4 separate regions of the Homo sapiens genome follow, and all the other regions are linked to region 3. The links are chromatin contacts, found by Hi-C or POLR2A ChIA-PET in ENCODE. All regions are on one chromosome and are shown on one strand. Each heading gives the region's core, a stretch centred on a gene start or an enhancer-like site at or near the end of the contact. The rest is flanking DNA. Distances are from core to core; before and after follow the strand shown.

Region 1 (3,844 bases), core at 919-3,418, 760 kb before region 3:
CCTTGAGACGGCCTCCCATGCAGGGCCACTCCTGGTCCCAGGCATGAGCCAATGGTAAGCCAAGGCCTCGCTGCCAGGTCTCCCGGAGTTGCCCCGTTCCCTCTCCTAAGGGACGGGCAGGCAGCTCTGGCGGGCGGGGGTCAAGTGAGGCCTGCCCAGCCTCCTGTGAGCCCCAGGCTGTCCACTGGAGCAGAAGGGGCTCCCTAGGGCTCCTGAGCAGGATGGAGGGTGGGCGAGGGCCCCTCACCTCCACCCTCCCGTCCCTAGAAGCCTCATCTCCCTATCGGCCGCCCACCAGCTCGGCTCCCTTCCCTGTGAGCCAAACCCACCCAGCAAAGTGGCCTCAACACAGGTGGGCCCCAGCACCCTGCCCAGACTGCTTGAGGGCTTCTCCCGCTTGGGGATGACACCCCAGTCTTGTCCAGGTGGCACCTCCTTCCCCAGGAACCCCCAAACCCAGGGCTTCTTTCCTGGCTATGCCTTGTCCCTCTGCCTGGAAGGCACTCCCAACTGGAATGCCATCACAGGCAGTGGCCTTCTCAGGGAAGAAATGGCAGCCCCTTCCCCATCATGCCTGTGTTCAGCTCTGCAGCCAAGCCCTGGGGCTGGGAGTGGCCCTGGAAGACGGTGTGGGGCATGGCGGCCACCCCCCTCAGCCTGTTTCTTAATCCAAACAAAGGGCTGTGTCCCCCCAACAATTGTTCATACGTTCAAGTCCTAACCCCTGTGCCTTAGAATATAACCATACTTGAAGATAGCATATTTAAAGGGGTAACTGAGTTAAAACGAAGTCAAAGGATCAATGACTGTCTTCACTGAAAGAACTTAGGACACAGATCTACACACAGAACAGCAATGTGAAGATGCACCAGGCCAAGGAGAGGTCTCAGAAGAAACCAACCCCACTGGCGCCTTGATCTTGGACTTTGAGCCTCTAGAACTGCGGGACAATCCATGTCTGCTGTTTAGGCTGAGATAGAGCAAGTGTGAGCAGGGAGCCACCAAAGCCACCGGCAGGGGCACCCTGGGGGACAGTGTGACAGTGTCCTGCACCCCAGCCTGTGGGTTTGCAGGGGATAGGGACAGTGACCTCAGCCAGTCCCTCGAGCCCCTGCCTGCTTCTGCCCAGCTTCTCCCTCCACGGGAAAGCCCCCCCTCCCCCAGGGTCCCTCACCACTCTGCTTCCCGTGGCACTGGCCTCTGGCACGGCTGAGGGTCAGCTCTGTGAAAAGCGGGCCCAGCATACCACAAATGCCAGCCAATACTGCCCCATGTCCCTGGTGCCCTCCAGCCCAGGGCTCGGCACACAGTGGGCTTCAGGAGGTCCTGGTGAACCAGGTGCCACCTGTTACAGATTCCACGGGTCTCCAGGGACCTGGGGCCCTTTGGAGCAACACCCTGGGGAGCGAGAAGGGAATAAAGGCATCTGCCCTTCCTGGTTTGCAGGAAACAGCAATGTTACTGTGCATGCTTGGGTATTTGATTTTTCCTCGAATACCTATGTGATATGGATCAAATAGCAAGATTCTAGCAGAGGAAACAGTTAAGTGTTTCCAGGGGAGAAGCTCAAAGTCCCAGGACACGGTGTAGCCCCCTGGGACGGGCAGCAAGTCCAGGGTGGACACTGCTTGATTTCTCGAAGCCGTTCCTGCAGGGAGTGATCACCTGAGGCAGATTTGCAAGAATGTGGAGGGAGGTGTAAAGGGAGGACGCCCCAGCCAGGCCCCCAAGAGCGACTGCCACGGTACAGAAGGTTCAAATAAATCAGTCATTTTTGAGCTGCTTTTCTTCTTCTTTTCAATGAAGATCTTCCTCCCTTGGTTTGGGGGGTTTAAAAAAAAGAAATTGGTTTTTGGGAGGAGCGGTTAAGAATTCTGCCTGCTACCATTTCAAGCTGAGGTTTCTGATGCGCAAAGAGATGTTCAGAGAGATGAAAAGCTTCGTTCACACCAAGAACTGCCTGTGCCTGGTTTTGCTCTGTTGCCGAAACCGTTGTTATTTAGAAATCATGACTATGGTAATATGAAACCAGGGCACATCAACTGCTGGCCTCTTGTTTTCAGAAGGAACATCAACAACAACAACGGTTTTTTTCTCAGTTGTTAGTGTTTGTGCTTTGGTAAGAGAGGAGATTTTGGACCTGACACGTGTGAGGTCAGCCGAGTGCCCGGTCCAGCTCTCGACCTTGCTAATGACCAGACGCTTTGAGCAAAGAAAGCCCCCGGCATCACTGTAGGGCCACGGCCCTCAGCCCAAACTTCCCACTTTTGCTCAGCGATTTATTTTTAGCGGCTGTATTTTTCAAACCTTCTAGGTCTAGTTCCTGCTTTTATGTAACCACTTCTGCTAACTCCTTAATCGTTTTTTCCGATTTTGTGAGGTATAGCTTATCTCAAACGTGACAAAGTAACTTTAATCTGCCTCCAGGCCCTGAAGCAAAAGCTGCCACGCGCACCCACGCCAGGGTTTTATACTTTTTTATGGCTCCAGAAAACATGAGTAAGGAGAGAGCTTTACTGACGCGCATTTCAGAAAAGGGGATGGAAATCATGAAAACAAAACCCAAAAAAGTGGGTATAGAAACATCTGGGAATGATGGCATCAAACCAGGTGCCAGGCATCATCCTGGCACCTGGTTCGATGCCATCAATCCTAGATATTTGCAGCGGGAACTACCGGGGACCACAGCAGACGGCAGTGAATAAAGACAAATGAAATTAAAGACCCTCTTGGGTGTGCTGACTGCCTACCGCAGGGAGACTTCATTAACAGGGGGCAAGGGATACAAGACTGAAGAAAACACAAAATAGAACTTATTTTCAAACCACAGCAGTTTCAACAGTTACCCAAGCGGTGTACCGAAACCACACACAGGACTGACTTTAGCAAAAACAATATGAACCAAATGGTTTACCACAGTATGTGCTGTTAAAAAAAAAAAAAAAAAAAAAAAAAAAAACTTGGTGGCCGGCTCCACCCTGATAGAAATTTCTTTAATTCTCCTATTTCTCAAGCTTCTTCTCGAGGCTGCGCACGCCCCTAGCACCCGGGATCGGGGCTGTGATGGGGCTGGCTCTGCTGCACTAGCGTTCTTGGTCAGCAAAGTTTTTCAAGGTTCTGACTTTTCTATCTTGCTTTGCAGGAAGCCCTCCGCTTAAAAGCATCCTCAAGAGCTGGGTGCAAAGCAAAAAAAAAAAAAAAAAAACCCAAAAAACAACAAACAAACAAAAAATTGAATAGAAATATACAATTGCAAACCATAAAAACGGTGAATGCTATAAAAACCTTGGAAAGGAAACTCTCTTGGTTTAAATTTTTTGCTTAGGAGGAGCATAAAAGGTTCAGGTGAGGTATGGTCTCAATCAATCCGATTAATAAAAATATTAGTAATAAACATGAGAGTGAGAGAGAGAGAGAGTGTGTGTGTGTGTGTGTGTGTTTGATCCTGGCTAGGTTCTGTTTATACAGTTCAGTTCAGTGCTGTACTTGGAAAATGCAGTTCTGCAGATGAGAGATACATACAAAAACAAAAAGAAAACAAAAAAATACAAAACAAGGGTTTGTGGTCAGGGAAGCTGCCCACCTTCGCTATTATCCTATACAACACAGAACGATCACACAACTCTCACTCATCCTACACAACTGTGGACACACATACACAACCATCATTGATCCTACACAATGGGACACACACACACAAGCATCACTGATCCTACACAACAGTGGACGCACACATACAACCATCATTGATCCTACACAACAGGGGACACACATGCACAAGCATCATTGATCCTACACAACAGGAGATGGCTACACAACTGTCATTCATCCTGCACAATATGGA
Region 2 (3,743 bases), core at 566-3,065, 680 kb before region 3:
AGAAGCTAAAACAATTCTGAAAAAGAATAATAAAGTGGAAAGAGTCAGTCTACCTGATTTCAAGACTGACTCTATAGCTAGAGTAGTTAAGACAGTGGAGTATTGGCAGGGGGCGGGCACAGACAGTAATGCACAGAACAGAATGTAGAATCTGAGAAACAGACACACACAGATCTGCCCAGTGGATTTCTTGACAAAGGTGCAAAAGTATTTCAGGAGGAAGGAAAGCCTTTCCACAAAGGGCACTGGAGCAATCGGCATCCATAGGAAAAACATGGGCCTCGAACTAAAAGTCTTATGCCTCGTACAAAATGTAACTCAAAGTGGATCATGAATTCAAATGTAAAACATAATCCTCAGGATCTAGGGCAAAGCAAAGAGTTCTTAGACTTGACACCAAAAGCCCGATTCACAAAAGGAAAGATTGGCAGACAAACTTTATGTTTGCACTGTGAAAGAGCCATGTAAGGCCTGGCGTGGTGGTTCATGCCTGTAATCCCAGCACTTTGGGAGGCCGAGGCAGGAGGATCACCAGAGTTTGGGAGTTCAAGACCAGTCTGACCTACATGGAGAAACCCCATCTCTACTAAAAATGTAAAATTAGCCAGGCATGGTGGCGCATGCCTGTAATCCCAGCTACTCGGGAGGCTGAGGCAGGAGAATCGCTTGAACCCGGGAGATGGAGGTTGAGGTGAGCCGAGATCACACCATTGCACCATTGCACTCCAGCCTGGGCAATAAGAGCAAAATTCCGTATTAAAAAAAAAGGGGGGGGGAGAAAGGCCGGGCGCGGTGGCTCACACCTGTAATCCCAGCACATTGGGAGGCCAAGGTAGGCGGATCACCTGGGGTCAGGAGTTCAAGACCAGCCTGGCTAACATGGCTAAAAATACAAAAAAATTAGCTGGGTGTAGTGGTGTGCACCTGTAATCCCAGCTACCCAGGAGGCTAAGCCAGGAGAACTGCTTGAACCCAGCGGGCAGAGGCTGCAGTGAGCCGAGATTGTGCCACTGCACTCTAGCCTGGGTGACAGAGCAAGACTCCGTCTCAAAAAAAAAAGCCAGATAAAAAGGTGAAAAGGCAAGCTACAGACTAGAAAGAAAGGTTTGCAAAGCACATATCCAACAAATGACTACTATCTAAAATATATACTAGAGAGCTCTCAAATTCAACAGCATAAAAAAGAAAACAATCAAATTAGAACATGGGCAAGCCAGGCATGGTGGTGCGTACCTGTAGTCCCAGCACTTTGGGAGGCCAAAGCAGGAGGACTGCTTGAGCCCAGGAGTTCCAGACCAGCCTGGGCAACATAGTGAGACCCCATCTCTACATGAAATTAAAAAACTAGCCAGGCGTCGTGGTGCACACCTGTAGTCCCAGCTACTCAGGAAGCCAAAGCAGGAGGATTGCTTGATCCCAGGAGTTCAAGACCAGCCTGGGCAACATAACAAGATCTGATTTCTTAAAAAACAAACAAACAAACAAACAAACAAACAAAAAAACACGAAGAAGAAAAGAACATGGGCAAAAGATCTGAAGGCAAAAAGACATTTTACCAAAGAGGAAATATAGCAGATGGCAAATAAACGTATGAAAATATGTTTAACATCATTAGCAAAAAGAAGAATGCAAATTAAAACCACAGTGAGATGCCACTGCACGCTATCAGAGTGGCTAAAATAACAAATAGTGACAACATCAAATGCTGGTGAGGATGCAGGCAAACTGGGCCACTCATACACTGCTGATGGGAAAGTTAAAAGGTACGGTGACTCTGGAAACAGACTGGCAGTTTCTTAAAACAACAACAACAAAAAAAAACTAAACACAACATGAAACTACCGCATGAACCAGCAACTGTCCTGGGCATTTACCCGGGAGAAATGAAGAGTCATGTTCATACCACATCCTGTATGCAGTGTTGGCCACAGCTTTATATGTCACTGCTCCAAACTGGTAACACCCCGGATGTCCTCCAATAAGTGAGTGGTTCAGCAAACTGTGGTCCAAGCACACCATGGAATACTACTCAGCAATGAAAAGGAATGAACAGCTGACACATATGCAATAATCTGGATGACTCTCCAGAGAATTATGCTGAATGACAAAGGCCAAACCTCAAAGGTTACATACTGAATAATTCCATCACATAACATCATTAAAATGATAAAATTGTAGAAATGAACAGAGTGGTGGTTGCCGGGGATAAGGAAGAGATGGGCTGGGAGGGAAGTGGGTGTGGCTATAAAAGGGCAACAGGAGGGACGTGTTCTGTACCTGGCTATCAACAAGACCCTATCTCTACAAAAAAAAAAAAATAGCCACGCATGGTGGCACATGCCTGTGGTCCCAGCTACTCAGGAGGCTGAGGCAGAAGGATTACCTGAGCCCAGGAGTTCAAGGCTGCAGTGAGCTATGATCGTGCTACTGCACTCCAGCCTGGGCAACAGAGCTGTCTCTTAAAAAAGAAAAAAAAAGCTTTCAAACCTTGATTCCGTGCTCTGATGCCCTCCCCAGTCCATGTCATTCACCTTGCTGCTTTGCTGAATGTCTAAACTCTCAGGGGTGGTTCTATTGCTTCTCGGTTCCTCTCCAGGGCAGGGAACGCATGCCTTACCCCTGTGTCATGCCCCACTGCAGGCCCTGAGTTCTGTCTGGGCTGGACGGAGGCCGTGAGCCCCAGGCATGTCCATCTTCTTTTTTTTTTTTTTTTTTTTTGAGACGGAGTCTCACTTTGTTGCCCAGGCTGGAGTGCAATGGTGCGATCTCGGCTCACTGCAACCTCCGCCTCCCAGGTTCAAGTGATTCTCCTGCCTCAGCCTCCCAAGTAGCTGGGATTACAGATGCATGCCAACACACCTGGCTAAATTTTTGTATTTTTTAGTAGAGACAGGGTTTCACCATGTTGGCCAGGATGGTCTCGCCCTCCTGACCTCAGGTGATCCACCCGCCTCAGCCTCCCAAAGTGCTGGGATTACAGGCGTGAGCCACCACGCCTGGCCAGGGCATGTCCAACTTCTGCTGGTCTCGCAAGGTGGTCATTTGGGTCCCCAGAGAATCCAGGACTCTTCCTTCAGAACCTGAACATAGCCATCATCATCAATATCCCAGATGCAATACTGTACCACCATTATGCAAATGTTGCTTCAGAGGAAACTGGATAAATGGTACAGGCTCTTTTTTTTTTGAGACAAGAGTCTCGCTCTGTTGCCCAGGCTGGATGGCAGTGGTGCAATCTTGGCTCACTACAACCTCCGCCTCCCAGGTTCAAGCAATTCTCCTGCCTCAGCCTCCCGAGTAGCTGGGATTACAGGCACCCACCACCGTGCCCGGCTAGTTTTTATACTTTTAGTAGAGACCGGGTCTCACCACGTTGGCCAGGCTGGTCTTGAACTCCTGACCTCAGGTGATCTGCCTGCCTCGGCCTCCCAAAGTGCTGGGATTACAGGCGTGAGCCACCGCGCCCGCCCAGACTCTCCAACAACTGCAAGTGAGTCTACCATCATCTCAAAATGAGAAGTTTTGTTTTTTCTTTAAAGACTTAGGAAACCTAATGACCAAATGCAAGGTGACATTTGCAGACAATCAGGGAAATGTGAATATGGTCTTGTTATCAGATAATACCAATACCAAAGGCGTTATTATTAGTTGTGTAAGGTGTGATAAGGCATTGTGGTTATGTAAAGGAAAACGGTCTTAACTGTTAGAGGTGCATGTTGAAATACAATTTCTTTTATTTATTT
Region 3 (3,416 bases), core at 830-3,329:
CAGGGTGGTCTCCAACTTGTGGCCTCAAGCAATCCTTCCACCTTGGCCTCCCAAAGTGCTAGGATTACTGGTGTGAGCCACCACACCTGGACTCAAAAATCATTTCTATATCAGAGTCAGGTGTGGTGGTACACACTTGTAATCCCAGCTGTTGAGGAGGCTGAGGTAGGAGGATCACTTGAGCCCAAGAGTTCAGGACCAGCCTGGGCAACATAGCAAGACCCCATCTCTACAAATAAAAATCATTCCTATGTCAGGTAAAGAGAAAGCATTTAGAACTTCCCAGAGTAGAACAATTACAAGTGACACTCTAACAATGCAATAAAACTTCGTGGAACTTTTTTTTAAAGTAAACTTATATTGAGCAACTCTTAGATGAAGAGATACAAACACAGCTGGGCGTGGGGGCTCATGCCTGTAATCCCAGCACTTTGGGAGGCCAAGGCGGGCAGATCACCTGAGGTCAGGAGTTCGAGCTCAGCCTGGCCAACATGGCAAAACCCCGTCTCTACTAAAAATACAAAAATTAGCCGGGCACCTGTAATCCCAGCTACTCAGGAGGCTGAGGCAAGAGAATTGCTCAAATCTGGGAGGCAGAGGTTGCAGTGAGCCGAGATCGCGCCACTGCACTCCAGCCTGGGCAACAGAGTGAGACTCTGTCTCAAAAAAAAAAAAAAAAAAAGGTACAAACAGACCAAAATTGCAGGTTTTCTAAAAATCAGTGACAAACACCCGTATGTTATCAGAATCCATGGGCTATATTTAAAGTGATGGTAGGAGGACACCACATAGCTGAACACCCATTAGATCCACAAATAGGAAAGAACGGAAGTAAATGAATTCATGTCCTATCTCAAGCTGAGAAAAAAGAACAAAGTAACCCCCAAAGAGAATGATTTGGGCATCAAATGGGCAAGATGAGGCCAGCTGCGGTGGCTCACACCTGTAATCCCAGCACTTTGGGAGACCAAGGTGGGCAGATCAGTTGAGCTTAGGAGTTCGAGACCAGCCTGGGCAACATAATGAAACCCCATCTCTACCAAAAATACAAAAACTTAGCCGGGCGTGGTGGCACATGCCTGTGGTCCCAGCTACTTGGAGGGCTGAGGGTGGAGAATCACTTGAGCCTGGAAGGCAGAGGTTGCAGTGAGCCAAGATCATGCCACTGCACACTAGCCTGGGCAACAGAGTAAAACCCCATCCCCCCCCCCCCAAAAAAAGGGTAAGATGAGCCCTAGGGGAAATATGATAAATTCTTCAGATGTTTTCACAGCCTTGAGAACCAAACAGGACCTTCCCCCATCAAAGCCTGGTTTGTTCTGTATTCTTTCTGTGACCTAGTACGTGGTTTCGTGATAACCTAAACCCAAATTTAGTGACATATGTAAGATTTCAGTAACTTGTTTCACACTTAGGTTTTTGTTGTTATTTAAGGCTTCCCCTACCCCACCCCTGTAGGGTTTGCTGTGAGACTTTAGCTCATGGTAGGAGTCTGTCCTTAAAGGGCCACGTCCTAGCCCTGGGAGTCCTTGCTGCGTTTCAGTGTTTGCTGTAATGCCATCTGCGTCTGTGGCTGACAGTTGGTGTCTCTTGTGAACTGGGACATACGGCGTTGGGAGCACTCAGCTCTCTGTACATCCCTGCCGTCCGTCCATCTGACCAGCAACCAGCTATCGAGAGCCTGCCGGGGTGCCCCAAACCCCTTGAGCAACCAGAAAAGAACAGAACCCGGCAGCAGCTAGGCTAGGGGCCCTGGAGAGCCTCCACTTCCTCCTCTGCGAATAGGGGAGCCATGAGGTTGGGGTGACTCTTCCACTTCCTGCCCCCACATCCGCAGGCCAACTGAGCCTGCAGCTGCCTCCTGTGCAGGCTTGGGCTTGGGGGTGTGGGGAGTCCTGTCTTGCACCACATAGCTGCCTCCTCACCTCCATGACACCCACCCCCTTCGCAGGGTCTTCCTTGTGCCTGGCTGGCATCATCCCCGACATGGCCCCCACTAACCTCCTCATTCCCTCGGCCCCGCCTTCACCACAGCTCTGAGCTCTGTTGAAAGCATCAGCTAAACTTCTCATTTCCTCGCCTCCAGCCCTGCCTGCTGGCCTCCGCCCCCTCTGCTCCCAGCTCCCAGGGAGTCTCTTCTCACCCAGCCCTCCTTGGGCACGTGACCCTGTGGACCCATTTTGTCCTGGGTGCTTCCCAGGCCTGCTCCTCCACGTCCCCACCATGGCCTCGGGAGACCAGTCACCCAGGGTGACACTCACCTCCTGCCGACCCATCCTGCTGGAACCATGTCGGGGATCCCCGGAAAACCCCATTTAACAGAGGATCCAGAACAGCGGCCCCTGGCCACTCTTTTCTCACGAAAACCAGACAGTCTGTATTTCACACAGATCCTAGGGGCCACCCAGTCTCTGTCAGAATGGCTTGACTCTGCTATTGTAACTCAAATGCAGCCTTAAGCCAGACCCAGACCGATGTGGCTGTGTGCCAGGAAAACGTCATTTGCTGCTGCTGAAAATTGAATTTCACATCAATTTCAGCCATCAAGAGATCTTTTGACTTTTTTTTTTCTTTTTTTTTTTTTTTGAGACGGAGTCTCGCCCTGTTGCCCAGGCTGGAATGCAGTGGTGCGATCTCAGCTCACTGCAGCCTCCTCCTCCCGGGTTCAAGCGATTTCCTGCCTCAGCCTCCCAAGTAGCTGGGACTACAGGCGCCCACCACCATGCCCGGCTAATTTTTGTGCTTTTAATAGAGACGGGGTTTCACCATATTGGCCAGGCTGGTCTCGAACTCCTGACCTTGTGATCCACCCCCACCCCCACCCCCACCCCCCACCCCCGGCCTTCCAAAGTGCTGGAATTACAGGCATGAGCCACCACACCCACCCGATCTTTTGACATTTTTTCTCCCCTAAGCATTTTTTTTTTTTTTTTCAGATGGAGTCTCACTCTGTCGCCCAGGCTGGAGTGCAGTGGCACAATCTTGGATCACTGCAACCTTTGCCTCCCAGGTTCAAGCGATTCTCCTGCCACAGCCTCCCAAGTAACTGGGACTACAGGTGCACACCACCACGCCCGGCTAATTTCATTTGTAGTTTGGTAGAGATGGGGTTTCACCATGTTGGCCAGGCTGGTCTCAAACTTGTGACCCACCCCCCTCGGCCTTCCAAAGTGCTGGAATTACAGGCATGATCCACCATGCCCGGCCAATTTTTTGACTTTTTTTCTCCCCTAAGCATTTTTTTTTTCCAGTTGGAATCTTGCCCTGTCGCCCAGGCTGGAGTGCAGTGGCGCAATCTTGGCTCACTGCAACCTTCGCCTCCCAGGTTCAAGCGATTCTCCTGCCTCAGCCTCCCGAGTAGCTAGGACTACAGGTGCCCACCACCACACCCGGCTAATTTCTTTTGTATTTTGGTA
Region 4 (3,865 bases), core at 1,366-3,865, 980 kb before region 3:
TGCTGTGCTGGAGAGTTGCCTCTCCTAGCATCTTCACATGATTAAGGAGGGCTATTATGCCCATTGCACAGATGCAGAACTGAGGCTCAGAGAGGCTGAGCAACTCACCTTAGGACACACAGCAGGTGAGTGAGAAGCAGGGCTCCACGTGTCTCCTGCTTAGACCTTGTTGACCACAGAGGGCAGACGAGGTGCTGCTGTTGCCGAGGAGGAGCAGGGGGGTGAGAGAGGCACCCAGGGTGAGCCTGGGGTTATCTAGCCCAGCTGGGCCAGGGCAATAGGCCCTTGGGGAGGCCCCCAGTAGGATCTGGGCCCTTTCTGCCTGAAAGGAGAGGAGGAAGTAGTTTTGTTTGTCTGCCTGGGGTACGAGCACACGGCCAGAGCTGGCCAATCTGTTAGGCACACAGGGCCTGCACCCAGGACCCAAGTGCTGTGTGGGACTTCCCAAAGGGCTTCAGCTTATTTAAAATCAGAAGAAAAAAAACTGAACATCCTAATAATAAATATACAATAAGGAATCCAGCCTGGACCACATCGGTCTTAATGCCAACACAGTTGTAAAATAGAATTTTAAGCTGGCACGGCGGCCCACACCTGTAATCCCAGCACTTTGGGAGGCTGAGGCGGGTGGATCACCTGAGGTCAGGAGTTTGAGACCAGCCTGGCCAACATAGTGAAACCTTGTCTCTACTAAAAATACAAACATTAGCCAGGCGTGTTGGTGGGCACCTCTAATCCCAGCTACTCAGGAGGCTGAGGCAGGAGAGTCACTTGAACCAAGGTGGGCGGATCGCTTGAGCCCCAGGAGTTTGAGACCAGCCTGGGCAACACAGCAAGATCCCATCTCCAAAAAAAATATTTTTTTAATTAGTCAGGTGTGGTGGTGTGTGCCTGTAGTCCCAGCTACTTGGGAGCCTGAGGCAGGAGGATCACTTGAGTCCAGCAGTTCAAGACTGCAGTGAGCTATGATCATACCACTGCACTCCAGCCTGAGTGACAGAGTGAAACTCTGTCTCTAAAATAGGTTAGTCAATTAATAAAAATATTTTAAAATATTTTATAATGGAGGAAGTCCTGGTGTGGACCTATGCGTGCCATGAGACCCCAGCCTGTCCAGGCTCAATTCAGTTTCAAGGCCTTTGTGCCTGCTCTTCCCTCCCCCAGCCTGGGCAATATAGCAAGACCCCATCTCTACAAAAAAATATACTCTTTCTGCACTACGCACTCCCCAAATCAAGATGATTCCTTCTCACCCTCAAATGCCCCTTCCTTCACGTCAGTTAGGTCACCTCTGTGGGTTTGTGCAACTGCTGTTCCCACTTCCTGTTTCCCCTTTGGATTTTTTTGTTTGTTTGGGGTTTTTTGTTTTTTTGTTTTGTTTTGTTTGGTTTTCGTTGGTTTTGTTTTGTTTGAGACGGAGTTACACTCTCGCTGCCCAGGCTGGAGTGCAGTGGTGAGATCTCAGCAAACCGCAACCTCCACCTCCCGGGTTCAAGCGATTCTCCTGCCTCAGCCTCCCAAATAGCTGGGATTACAGGCATGTGTCACCACGCCGGGCTAATTTTGCAGTTTTAGTAGAGACGGGATTTCTCCATGTTGGTCAGGCTGGTCGCGAACTCCTGACCTCAAATGATCTGCCCACCTTGGCCTCCCAAAGTGCTGGGATTACAGGCATGAGCCACCGCACCCAGCTGGTGTTTTTTTGTTTGTTTGTTTTGCGGGGGACAGAATTTCCCTCTGTCATCCAGGCTAAAGTGCAGTGGCGTGATCTCGGCTCACTGCAGCCTCTGCGTCCCTGGTCCAAGCGATTCTCTTGCATCAGCCTCCTGAGTAGCTGGGATTACAGGCACCCGCCACCACGCCTAATTTTTGTATTTTTAGTAGAGACAGGGTTTTACCATGTTGGCCAGCCTGGTCTCAAACTCCTGGCCTCAAATGATCCACCCGCCTCGGCCTCCCAAAGTGCTGGGATTACAGGCGTGAGCCACCGCGCCCAGTTTCTGTTCCCCCTTTGTTGCTTTTGTTTTTGTTTTGAGAAGGAGTCTCACTCCGTTGCCCAGGCTGGAGTGCAATGGTGCGATCTCTGCTCACTGCAACCTCCGCCTCCCGGGTTCAAGCAATTCTTGTGCCTCAGCCTCCTGAGTAGCTGGGATTACAGGCGTGCGCCGCCACACCCGGCTGATTTTCGTATTTTAATAGAGACGGGGTTTTGCCATGTTTGCCAGGCTGGTCTCAAACTCCTGACCTCAAGTGATCCGCCTGCCTCAGCCTGTCAAAGTGCTGGGATTGCAGGTGTGAGCCACCGCACCCGTTCCCCGTTCTCCCTTTGTAATGATGTCTCACTCCTCTTCACTGCTTGATAGATTATAGATGCCAGGAGTCAGGGGGCCTGCACCTGTCTCCGTGTCACCCCTGTGTCCTCCAAACAGCAGGCACACAGTAGGTGCTCAATAACAACTTGCTGGGGGCAAGACAGGAGCAAGCTGTCTCTGCACCTGTGGCACCAGATGCTTTGTTGGACTGCAGACAGGGTGACTTGAGCTGTCCTTGTTCCGCCCCCAGGGCTCACCTGCTTGAGGAAACAGGAACTGCCTCGGGGCAGCCAGCCCCGCCCCATTGACGTGCAGACCTTGAATCGAAACCCAGGCTCCTGCAGGCACTGGCACAGCTACAGCGAGGGCCTCGGCCATCCAAGGGTCTCCCAGGTATGTGACCCAAGAGCCTCAGCCCTCGAGGAGACAGAACGTGGGGGCTGGGCTAGGCCAGAAGGAGGGACAGGGCTAGTGGGGCCTGGGGTGGCAGGAGGGATTTTCTAGGGGCATGGGGGAGAGCTTCGTGGAGGAGGGGGTATTTGTGGTGACCACAAATGGAAAATGGAGCTGGAGTTAGGGAAAAGGGGGTCTTGGCAAGACAACAGCATGAGCAAAGGTATGGAGAGGCAAGAGAGAGAGAGCAAGGATGTCTTTAGGTCTAGAATGTGGGTAGCGGGGAAGTAGAGGAGGCTCCCAGGCCAGGGTCAGGAGCTTGAATTTGAGCATGCGGTCTTTCATCACTAGATAGCTGTTCACCAGCAAAGACCCTTGCACCCTCCTCTGTGCCAGGCCAGCACCAGGACACAGAAAAAAACAACAACACAGGAACCTAGCCCTAAGCCCTGATCCCTAGGAGGCCCTCAGGCTGGTGGAGACAGAGCAAGATAAAGACACTCTAGCTCCATGGAGTCATGGCTGGACCAGAGAGAGGAACAGGGGGGAACGTTGGGGACAGAGAGGGGTGCCAGGGTGTTGTCTGGGGGGAGATGCAGGAAAGCTGCCTGGAGGAGGGGACATTTTTACTGGGTTTTGAAGGATAAATAGGAGCTCTTCCAAGTAAAAAAAAAGAATAAGCCTGTAAACATTACCCCATGATAGGTCACAACTGGATTCATGAATATTGTATATATATCTCTATATATACACAGTGCTAGCTAAACTTTCCTAGGTAAATATCATTATTCCCAAATTAAAGACAGAAATACAGGGACAGAGAGCCATTAAGTGACTTATCTGAGGTCACACAGCGGCTAAGTGGGCGAGCTAGGGTTTGAACCCAGGCCATCTGGGTCGAATTCTAGGCTCTTTTTTTTTTTTTTTTTTTTTTTTGAGACGGAGTCTTGCTCTGTCGCCCAGGCTGGAGTGCAGTGGCTCGATCTCAGCTCACTGCAAGCTCTGCCTCCCGAGTTCACGCCATTCTCCTGCCTCAGCCTCCCAAGTAGCTGAGACTACAGGCGCCCGCCACCACACCCAGCTAATTTTTCGTATTTTTAGTAGAGACGGGGTTTCACCATGTTAGCCAGGATGGTCTCAATCTCCTGACCTCGTGATCT

The links. Hi-C counts contacts between places; a loop is a spot of excess contacts on that map. ChIA-PET counts read pairs that join two places held with the same protein, here RNA polymerase II (POLR2A). Pooled maps may share reads with other maps.
Region 1: a pooled map shows a loop between it and region 3 (5-fold over the local background). The contact joins two enhancer-like sites. A Hi-C loop is called at or near these places in 1 of 168 maps with a recorded cell type or tissue (natural killer cell) and 6 of 50 pooled maps. POLR2A ChIA-PET finds 5 or more read pairs at or near these places in 1 of 52 experiments (activated naive CD4-positive, alpha-beta T cell).
Region 2: a loop to region 3 is called in a map with no recorded cell type, with 10 times the contacts of the local background. The contact joins two enhancer-like sites. A Hi-C loop is called at or near these places in 3 of 37 single-sample maps with no recorded cell type and 5 of 50 pooled maps. POLR2A ChIA-PET finds 5 or more read pairs at or near these places in 2 of 52 experiments (OCI-LY7 and naive thymus-derived CD4-positive, alpha-beta T cell).
Region 4: a loop to region 3 is called in a pooled map, with 5 times the contacts of the local background. The contact joins the promoter of HSH2D here to the enhancer-like site in region 3. A Hi-C loop is called at or near these places in 4 of 50 pooled maps. POLR2A ChIA-PET finds 5 or more read pairs at or near these places in 2 of 52 experiments (GM12878 and activated CD4-positive, alpha-beta T cell).

The regions. Positions count from the first base shown.
Region 1 is chr19:16,364,568-16,368,411 of GRCh38, forward strand. All of the region lies in intron 22 of EPS15L1 (epidermal growth factor receptor pathway substrate 15 like 1), which reads right to left. Among named protein-coding and RNA genes, the nearest start is that of KLF2, 42 kb to the left of the region's middle. RefSeq lists enhancers at 1,774-1,843, 1,994-2,223. Within about 2 kb of position 2,169, at least 14 of the 41 ENCODE cell types and tissues checked have a DNase peak (open chromatin) inside an H3K27ac peak, as active enhancers do; they include natural killer cell, where a contact is called at or near this core.
Region 2 is chr19:16,447,781-16,451,523 of GRCh38, forward strand. The region is part of intron 1 of EPS15L1 (epidermal growth factor receptor pathway substrate 15 like 1); the gene reads right to left. Among named protein-coding and RNA genes, the nearest start is that of EPS15L1, 22 kb to the right of the region's middle. Within about 2 kb of position 1,816, at least 8 of the 41 ENCODE cell types and tissues checked have a DNase peak (open chromatin) inside an H3K27ac peak, as active enhancers do; they include OCI-LY7, where a contact is called at or near this core.
Region 3 is chr19:17,124,097-17,127,512 of GRCh38, forward strand. The region is part of intron 2 of MYO9B (myosin IXB); the gene reads left to right. Among named protein-coding and RNA genes, the nearest start is that of SNORA118, 34 kb to the left of the region's middle. RefSeq lists enhancers at 1,519-1,908, 2,019-2,458. Within about 2 kb of position 2,080, at least 29 of the 41 ENCODE cell types and tissues checked have a DNase peak (open chromatin) inside an H3K27ac peak, as active enhancers do; they include GM12878, OCI-LY7 and natural killer cell, where a contact is called at or near this core.
Region 4 is chr19:16,141,070-16,144,934 of GRCh38, forward strand. HSH2D (hematopoietic SH2 domain containing) reads left to right here and starts at 2,616. Exons shown (of 6, transcript NM_001382417.1): 1 at 2,616-2,705. RefSeq lists enhancers at 1,909-1,958, 2,057-2,751, 2,239-2,398, 2,479-2,738, 2,879-2,958 and 2 more.